Regions from separate parts of the Homo sapiens genome. Here region 1 is linked to region 2. The links are chromatin contacts, found by Hi-C or POLR2A ChIA-PET in ENCODE. All regions are on one chromosome and are shown on one strand. Each heading gives the region's core, a stretch centred on a gene start or an enhancer-like site at or near the end of the contact. The rest is flanking DNA. Distances are from core to core; before and after follow the strand shown.

Region 1 (4,667 bases), core at 497-2,996, 40 kb before region 2:
GAGTGAGTGAACTGACAGGGTAAGGGAGGTGAGGAACACTGGCATTTAACGCTTCATCATGGGACTTTCAGGATCACTGGAGCCATATTTATAAAGGTTTGACTGTTGCTTAATGCCTCCATATTTGCTGTACAAACAGATGTTGTAAATCCAAGTGCATCTTTCCTGTTTCCCAAAACAGGCCTAGCAAGGCTTCTCTGGAGGCATTCTGTCAGTAGTTTGATTGAATTAGATGAGTGGGTTGTGAATAGAGTTCAGACAAAAGGATGGTATAGGAAATAAAAGAATGCATCACATGGTAAGGGCGAGTTTGTTTCAGGCTCAGTTGCGTGATTCATATGCACATTGTGCTATAGTATATCATACATTTCCAGGTAATGTTAAAAACATATGAGCAATGCTAAGTTAGAGGACGTTCTGGGGGCAGTTGACGTGGTTTCCCGAGAGAGTGAAATTGGAGGGAGTTTAGATCCTTTACTAAAAGAAGTCTATGACCCCTCTAGCTCCAGCTGACTTTAATTACAAGGTACCCTCACAGCAGTTACACTGCACTATAACTAACCACTAAATAGTAGGTGAAACTGTGCACCCACAGTGAATTTTTCAGCAGCCCCCAGCAGTGGTCTTTACCCAGCCCCCTTACTTCTATCCCCCAGGAATTCAAGGCTGACTTGGTTTCTCTGCAGTCGTTGTGAAATGCTCAGGGCCGTTTGCTCTGGCAGAGTGAGAAACTTTGGGCAAAAAATCTGAGACTGTCTCCTCCTGGGTAAACCTGGGAGAATCCTTCCTGTCTTTTTCTCCACACAGAGTGATTATGATGACCCATGAGAAAGAAAAACAACGGTTTAGTCGACACATGTTGTAACAGAAGATTATATTTTGTTAATGAAGCGCCATCTGTTTTTTTCTGAACAAGGCTGAGAGGGATTTGGGTGTGTAAGATAGAAAGTAGGTGCTGCCGCTGAGCTGAGCTCAGTAGACAGGAACGAGGAAGTTAAAATGCCCTGAGGGAAAATATAGGAAGTAGGAGAAAGCCAGAAAGTCTGGGAGCAGAGAACTGACGCCTCCAGGAGACCCAACAAGATTGTCATCAAATGGTGACTGAATTTCAGGGGAAGCCTGGGGAAGGACAGAATTCTGCTGAATTCTGCAGAAGTCTTCAGCTGTCAGAAGTCTGAGGTGTGACTGCCAGAGAGTCAGCCCTCATGGCTGAGGGGACAGCTGGCTTCCATGTTTAATGAGCATCTACCTGTGTCCAGCACCCCTAGGCACCCAGACACTGGGGTGGCATCTGGAAGTAAGACGGTTCTTTCCACCCACAGTGCTGACAATCCAGCAAGGAAGGGGGCACTCTCCGAGTAAATCTGCACTTGGAAAGTGCTCTAATATATGAGGTGGAGGTGCTTTGTCAACTGCAAACTGTGAAATCCACCTTTAAGGGCTGCTGGCGTCCCATAGCAACCAGCACATGGCCAGACGCTGTGGTTCCTTTACTGCTGCTCATGAACCAGCAGATCCATGTGTGTTTTTGAATGTAAAAGCCTTCCAGCCCTTCTTTTGCCCACCTTCCTCTATAGCCACAGGCTCAAATCCAGACCCCATTTCAGTGTCCCCTAGTACTCTATCCTTGGTACCCTCAGACTGCCCTGGGAGCACAGCTAACTTCCCTGAGGCTCCCCTCCCCCAGCAGCACCCAACCTTTCCCAGAGCAGCTGCCCTGCCCTCCTGAATGACAGATGGAGCTGCTCGGGGCATGATGCCCGGGCACCGGGGCATCCAACCTCTTCCAGTGTGAGTCAGGCAGGCCTGGTCCAACATCCCATCAGCCAGTGCTCCCCAGCTGCTTCCCCGGAATGCCTGGCTGAACCCCAACAAGGCCAGCCCCTGCAGGCAGATGGCTCTGAGACTCTTCCTCTGTCAAAGCTCTGCAAGATGTCCCGGTGCAGTGGCTCATGCCTGTAATCTCAGCACTTTGGGAGTCCAAGGCAGGTGGATCACCTGAGGTCAGGAGTTTGAGACCAGCCTGGCCAACATGGCAAAACCCCGTCTCTACTAAAAATACAAAAGTTAGCCAGGTGTAGTGGTGGGTGCCTGTAATCCCAGCTACTTGGAAGGCTGAAGCAGGAGGATTGCTTGAGCCTGGGAGGCGGAGTTTGTGGTGAGGTGAGATTGCACCACTACTGCACTGCAGCCTGGGTGACGGACAAGAGACTCTGTCCACATCCCCCCCCGCCCACAAAAAAAAAAAAAAAAAAGCCCTGCAAGATCAGCCTGGAGTCTCCTCATCTGGAAGGGCCCCTCTCCTGTGGAGATAAGAGGTGTGAATGGCATTTTCTCAGCCTGCCAGCCACCTGGCATTGGCTACTTACAAGAATCTCTCAACTGGAAAACGTGCAAAGGATAAAAACAGGAAATTTTCAGAACTGTATATCCTCAACCTCACTAATCATCATAGACATGAAAATTAAACAGGATATTTTTCACTTAGAAAACATTTTATTGTGCAATACAGCCCATAAATAGAAGAGGACACAAACTTAAATATATAGCCGTGAGCAATACACCACCCTTTTAGCTTGAGTTTCTCTATCCACTCATGTGGATGTTGGACACAATTATGTCTAAAGATCCTCCCAGCTCTGGGACCTCTTGAATCATCACTACTGTCAGTCTTGGTTTACTGCTAATTCCCTCAATGACCTGGGGAAATAGTCTAACCTGTTTTCTCATTTGTAATTGGGCATACAAACAGCTACACACCCTGCCTCACAGCACTGATTTAGGTGGGTCCAAAAAGATTAAAAGCTTTTTTTTAGGTATAATAAACTATCAAGCAATCCAAAAAATTTTGACAGAGAAAGCCAGCCAGAAGACAGATACCTTACAACGGCGGATGCCAAGTACAGGGCCAGCCCTGCACTGTCAGGAAGGGAAGTGGCCCTGGGGGTCTCTGAGGCTTTCCCTCTGAGGGTGAGGGAAGATTTTGCCTCTACTCTCTGAGGGTTTCATACACACACACACACACACACACACACACACACACACACACACCCGAAAAATGAACAAGTCCCAAAAGATGCGCAGTTGCACCTGGGGTCCAGGCTGGGAAACTAGTCATATGGGAGAAGAATGACTGCATTTTTTTTTTTTTTTTTTTTTTTTTTAGACAGAGTCTTCCACTGTTGCCCAGGCTGGAGTGCAGTGGTGTGATCTTGACCCACTGCAACCTCTGCCTCCCGGGTACACAAGTGATTCTTGTGCCTCAGCCTCCAGAGTGAGATTACAGGCACCCACCACCATGCCTGGCTAATTTTTGTATTTTCAGCAGAGACGGGGTTTCATCAGGTTGGCCAGGCTGGTCTCGAGCTCCTGACCTCAAATGATCTGCCCACCTTGGCCTCCCAAAGTGCTGGGATTACAGGCGTGAGCCACCGTACCTGGCCTGACATCTGCATGTTTCTATTTGAGGAGAACTCCCTTCCACCATGTTCTTTTATAGAGGTGTGACCTCATCCTTACAAATGGAGGTACAATATATTTTGGGAAATAGTTATTATTATATTGAACTTAATGTTGTGTGTGCTGCCCCACATACCCGCCCCACTGGGAGGGTACATCATATTACATCATGAAATGGCCCAGCACCCCTATGCTTAGTGACCCGCTAGCCTTCCCCAACTCATGCACCCAGCCATTACCCAGGGGCAGTGCACAATCAGAGCCTGTCGCCTCAAAAAGGCTCACTGGACACAGTAGAACTCTAGCAGGCTCTGCCAGCTCCTGATCGCATTCCCAGCCCTGGGACCCCAGCCTGGAGTGACCATCTCCTGTAGCATATAACCACTTGCCAGATTCAAGACCCTCTAGTTTGGTTCTGTCATCTGGCCTGGGCCATTGTCCCCAGGACTCCCCAGATGTCCCCTTCTAAAGGCTGAAGATAGTTCCTCTGTGGGTTCCATAGGCTTCATACACCTGCTGGTATCACCTCTCTGCTCCCCCGACCACTGATGGGGATAAAGGCCCAGAAAGCCTGCTGAAGTCTCAGAACTTAAAGAACCTGACTTATGTCCCACTTCCACCCCCAAACACACAGACAGAACCTCAGGGTATGAAGAGCAGTTCCCACCACACTCAATACCTTTCTACATCACCTTCAATGACTGCACAGGGCTCACAGCATGGTTGTGCCAATCACCCAGTAATAGACACCATGGTTGGTCAGTTAGGTCTTCATGAGGCCATCCACTCTCCCCAGCTGGTAGTCAGGAGCAGCCTTTCAGCAGGGAGAGCAGGGGACAGGAGGAAGGACAGGAGTCCTGGGGTGGGGGCTGCAAGGACGGCTGTTCAGTAACCAAAGGTAGGAATGGGCCTAGGGATGCATGGAAGAGGATCTGGGCAGTCGGCCTTCTGTGGGGGCAGTGGTGGGGCTGCAGAAAGGAAGCCAAAAGGAGCAGGGCTTTTAGAGGCAGCTCTCTGAGGGATTTCCAAAACAAGAAGCCGCTGGGGTGACCCAGGCCCTTCTGAGTAATGAGCATTTTGCATGTCCTTGGAGGCTGTTGTCCCAAATCCCCTCGGGCCCAAAGTCACTAAAGTGTGCCCATCACCCCATGCAGGACCCTAAGCGGTGTGATCATAGCCTAGTCTGGTTGTTTGACAATCATTGCAGA
Region 2 (4,474 bases), core at 591-3,090:
ACACTAGGTGTTGGCATCATCTAGGAAGTTCTCAGCACTGCTGCTCCGCTATTGTCGGCTTTGTATTTTGCAAAGGTGTTTCACACCCCTTTCCCCCCAGTTCTTCATAAAAGGCCCATCTGGTAGCCTTAGTGGCTGGCCAGGCAGACGAGTTTTGGTTGTGAATCCTGACTGTCTCATGGGTTCTGTGCTGCTTAGTCTCTTTGAGCCTAGTCTGTAAAACGAGATTAGTTGTTCCTTGGATGTTTGAGGGGGTATGTTGATTAAGGGAGATGAGATGATGCAGGTATGACCCCTGACAGGATAGTGGCAAAGCATAATCACTATAAGAGCCAACAGGCTTTACTGTTTTACAGGTGAAAAATGAGGCCCACAAGCGGGAAGTGACATGGCCAAGGGTACTGAGCTCACCCATGGAGGCCCAGAACTCCTGCCTTCTATGTTGCCTCTGCTGCTCCCGCCAGCACCCTGCTCTGGGACAGGAGAAGCTGGGGCAGCAGTGTGCAGAGCAGGTGGCAGTGTGCAGAGCAGGTGGCAGTGTGCAGAGCAGGTGGCTGTCTGCAGGGTGGGCTTGGTCTGGGGCCAGGCAGGATGGGCCTCGGGACAGAGGGCCTTGGGAAGGGAGGTGCAGGGTTTCTCTGGGCAGGAGGAGGGGGTCCTGCTAGTCCCACTTTATTCAAAACCTCTCTCAAGCCTTGGAGTTTAGCTCTTCCCCACCCCCTTTCAAGCTAGAAAGTCTGAAAAGCGCTTTGTTTTGGTCCAACACGGAGCCCTGGACCTCAAATACTCCATGAGACGGTTGTGGAATGAAGTGGTTCTCAGGGCCTTCCAGGAAATGCGGGCTCTGGCAGGGGGCTCATCCTGATGTTCTGCGCTCTCCCTCTTCCCTGTCACTTTTGTTCAAATTCCTAGAGCCCTCTTCACCTCTCCATGGCAGGAATGATATTTGCTTCCTGTAGACCAGGGGTTCTTTTTTTGTGCCAGGGACCCTTTGGTTCTCTGGGGAAGCCCGTGGATCGATCCTTTTTCAGAACAAGATATTTAAATGCATAAAACGAAATACACACGGATACAAAAGAAACCAGTTATAGTAGGATACAATTATTAACATTTTATACAACCAAATTTTTGATGTAATAATGTGCAACTTTATCAGCGCATTCAATCACAAGATCTAGCAGTGAGCCTAATACTATCATAATTTTGAAGTAATGAGGAATGTAAATGACATTTTAAGATATTCAGAATAATTGTAAAGTGATTTCTACTGGTGACAAAATTGCAGGTGCCGTTAATACTACTTCAGTTTGTTGCCCACATCCCACATGGAAGGGATATTTCAGTTAGAGGTAAACAAAAGTAAAGATGTGGATTTTTCTCCATCTCCAGTTTGAGAGCTCCCTAAATTCCATCCATTGGACCATCAGTTCCAGCCTCTCTTACTCTCCCTTCTCAATAGTCTTCTGGCCCCTTGTGAGCCTATAGAACGTAATACAGGGCCTGGAACACAACAGAGCCTAGTATTTGCCTTTTGGGGGTGAAAATGGGCCTTGCAGGTCCTCGTTAAGTGCAGATTTGCCCCAGCTGTGGTGAGCCAGCCGGCACGGGTGACCAGATGCTTCCTTCAGGAGGCACAGGTGCTGGAATGCCTCACAGAGTCTCCTGCTTCCCAGCAGCTGCCTGGAACTGGGCCTCTCCCTGCACAGGAGGAAGCAGGGTTCCAGGATGCAGAGGACCTTCAGGTCTGGTTCATGCTGGGCCACAGGGCTCCTCTGCAGCCTGTTGAAGATGCCACGTGGTTCACAAAGCCTGGGCTTTTGGGCTTGGCTGTGGGCTGCCAGCAGCACGCACTTTCCCTCTTTGGCCCCAAATGGGCATGGCCGTGTGCCCCCCACCCCCAGCCCTGTTTAGCTGAGGCCATCCTGCTTGACAGATGGGCCATTTGCTTCCTGTTCTAGAGCTGAGTGGCCGGCTGCCTAGTGGAAGGCTATAATTAGCAGAGTGGAGCGGATGGGATTGCATGCTGGCATTGACAGATAATTTTATCCTCAGATGGATAAACTGATGTCATCAGAGATGTAAATATCATTTGGAAATTTTGAAGTTCCTGGGAAGGTTTATGCTGGCCTCTCCCCATGCCCGCTGCTCTTGGGAGCACTTGAATGGGGAGGCCAGAGAGGCCTGTGCTGTATGGGGAGCTGCCTGGGAGTTGCCTGCCAGGCTGCTGGGAGGGTTGGGGTGGCAGCTCCTTCTGCTAGACCAGGAGAAATAGGGCCTAGGATTGCTTGAGGGAGTTCTTGGTTTACATTTGCTTTGGGAGCTTTTCCCATGGGGTTTATGGTCTGGAAATGTCTCAAGGCTAACTAGCAAGGAAATGGCAATGCTTTATAACAGCAGAGAGTGAGATCAGAGCAAGGGGTTTTGTTTTCTGCCAGCAAGGGTGTTCTGGAGTGGGTCCCAGGGCTCTGGGGAGCTTGTAAAAATAGAAGAAGCCACTGACTGCCTTTATGGAGAGGGCTGGGGTCAGTTCTGCTCAGCATTGGGGCCAGTGGCAGCTCTGGTGTTTGGGGGATGGTTTCCAAAGCAGACTACCTTAACTCAGAAGCACAGTCTCAGGCAGGAAGGAGGAATGGGAACAGGATGGGGGCAGGGGAATGGGGAAGGATGTCAGCTGTCCCCATCCTGCCAGGGAAGAAGAAGCATTTTTTTTTTACAACAGGGAACACAGAACTTTCAAAAGTATATCGGGCCAGTTCTGAAAATGTTAAGATACAATAGTTGTGTTCGTTCCACGACAGGGTGAGAATTACGCTTTTCATCAAAATGGAAGATAAAACCCTACCTCTGCTACCTTCCAGTACCCGAGTCCCTGAATATTTTATTCACTCCATGCCTGGACTCTGAAAACTTCCATGCTCTATGGGGTTCTTATTTAACCATGATTCTCTGCTTTGAGGTGGATGAGCCTCAGGGCTCTTTTATTTGTCCAGGTTTAGAGTTTAGTGAGTGATTCCTCATGGGTGGAGTCACTGAGGAAGGGGACTTGGCCTTTTTTTTCTTTTCTTTTCTTCTTCTTTTTTGAGACAGAGTCTTGCTCTGTCACCCAGGCTAGAGTGCAGTGGTGCAATCTCGGCTCACTGCAACCTCTGCCTCCCTGGTTCAGGCGATGCTCCTGCCTCAGCTTCCCAAGTAGCTGGGATTACAGACATGTGCCACCAAGCCCGGCTCATTTTTGTATTTTTAGTAGAGAAGGGGTTTTGCCATGGTGGCCAGGCTGCTCTCGAACTCTTGACCTCAAGTGATCTGCCCACCTCAGCCTCCTAAAGTGCTGGGATTACAGGCGTGAGCCACTGCGCCCGGCCTGGACTTGGCTTTTTAAAGGCTGCTCGCCATTGCTCTCCGAGGACCTGGGGCACTTAGGCTGCCCCCAAACAGTGATTTCTCCATGTTCTGGGTTTTGGAGCATGACTGTGTCTGTCCAGATAGTCTCTGGTTTACCTTTCTCTACCAAAAAGTAGATATTTTTCATGGTCTTCATTTTCCTGTAGAGGATGAGTATGTGTATGTGTGTGTCCTGCCTTCTAAGGCCAACTTGTTAGTAAGTGGCTGATGGCTGAGCTTGTCAGTGTCTTGAGTCCCTGCCGGCCTGTGTGTTGGAAAGGCATCCTTCTAGACTGGGGGGAAAGGTCTCACTAATCCTGGATTAATTTTCAAACCAAGGGGAATGGCACTTAGCCTTGAAACATAGCAGAGTACTGGATCCAAGTGAGATGGTTTCCTGGTAATCCTCTGTTATCCTGTGTTTCTGCATAAGCTCTGTCTGCTTATTTGACTTTTGGCATCCCCGTCACGCATCAAAGCTTAGGAGGAAGCAGTCACTTCCCTTTATTCAGGACTTAGCTCTCTTTAGAAGGAGGTCACGGGCATCTGCTTAAGGACATGATGATCAGTAAGGAGACCCATGAAGTCAGTTTAAGGCTCAGGCAGCCCTGTGAGTGGCTGGAGGGGCGGCCTCCTCGGTGTTTTGCATGGTGACACTGGGGTGGCTATGCTCATGTCACCTCCCGACAACATCTGTCTGTATCATCCCTTCCTTTCCTTGGACCCTAGCTGACAGCACCATGTCTTCCACTTACTCTCCCATGTTGCCTTCAGCTTAGTGGAGAAGTCCAGTTATCTGATGACTTGTCCCTGCCCTCTGGAACATGAGGCCCAGAAAGTCAGAATCCTTGGACAGGCAGGGGACTGGGTAGACAGTGCCTGACTTGAACTCAGAGGGTCTATTGGAAAGCCCAGGTCTTGTTCATTCAGAAGATGTTGATCATAAATGCTGATTCTACTTCCTCAGTGTCAGAATGTCTTGGTGCTGGGGATGTCCGAAGCAATTGAAAAATCCCTCCTGGAGCTTATGTTCTAGTGAGGAAGACAAATTCAAAAAAAAAAAAAACCAACCAGAAATAGTGTAGTATGTTAA

What was found. A loop is a pair of places that touch in the nucleus more often than their neighbours do. ChIA-PET counts read pairs that join two places held with the same protein, here RNA polymerase II (POLR2A). Pooled maps may share reads with other maps.
Region 1: a loop to region 2 is called in a map of Right ventricle myocardium inferior, with 2.3 times the contacts of the local background. The contact joins two enhancer-like sites. A Hi-C loop is called at or near these places in 16 of 168 maps with a recorded cell type or tissue (ACHN, DLD1, HL-60/S4 and 12 more) and 4 of 50 pooled maps. POLR2A ChIA-PET finds 5 or more read pairs at or near these places in 10 of 52 experiments (GM12878, HEK293T, HepG2 and 7 more).

What each region holds. Positions count from the first base shown.
Region 1 is chr10:69,437,750-69,442,416 of GRCh38, forward strand. No RefSeq gene overlaps it. Among named protein-coding and RNA genes, the nearest start is that of TSPAN15, 11 kb to the right of the region's middle. Within about 2 kb of position 1,747, at least 20 of the 41 ENCODE cell types and tissues checked have a DNase peak (open chromatin) inside an H3K27ac peak, as active enhancers do; they include gastrocnemius medialis and psoas muscle, where a contact is called at or near this core.
Region 2 is chr10:69,477,636-69,482,109 of GRCh38, forward strand. The region is part of intron 1 of TSPAN15 (tetraspanin 15); the gene reads left to right. Among named protein-coding and RNA genes, the nearest start is that of TSPAN15, 28 kb to the left of the region's middle. Within about 2 kb of position 1,841, at least 14 of the 41 ENCODE cell types and tissues checked have a DNase peak (open chromatin) inside an H3K27ac peak, as active enhancers do; they include gastrocnemius medialis and psoas muscle, where a contact is called at or near this core.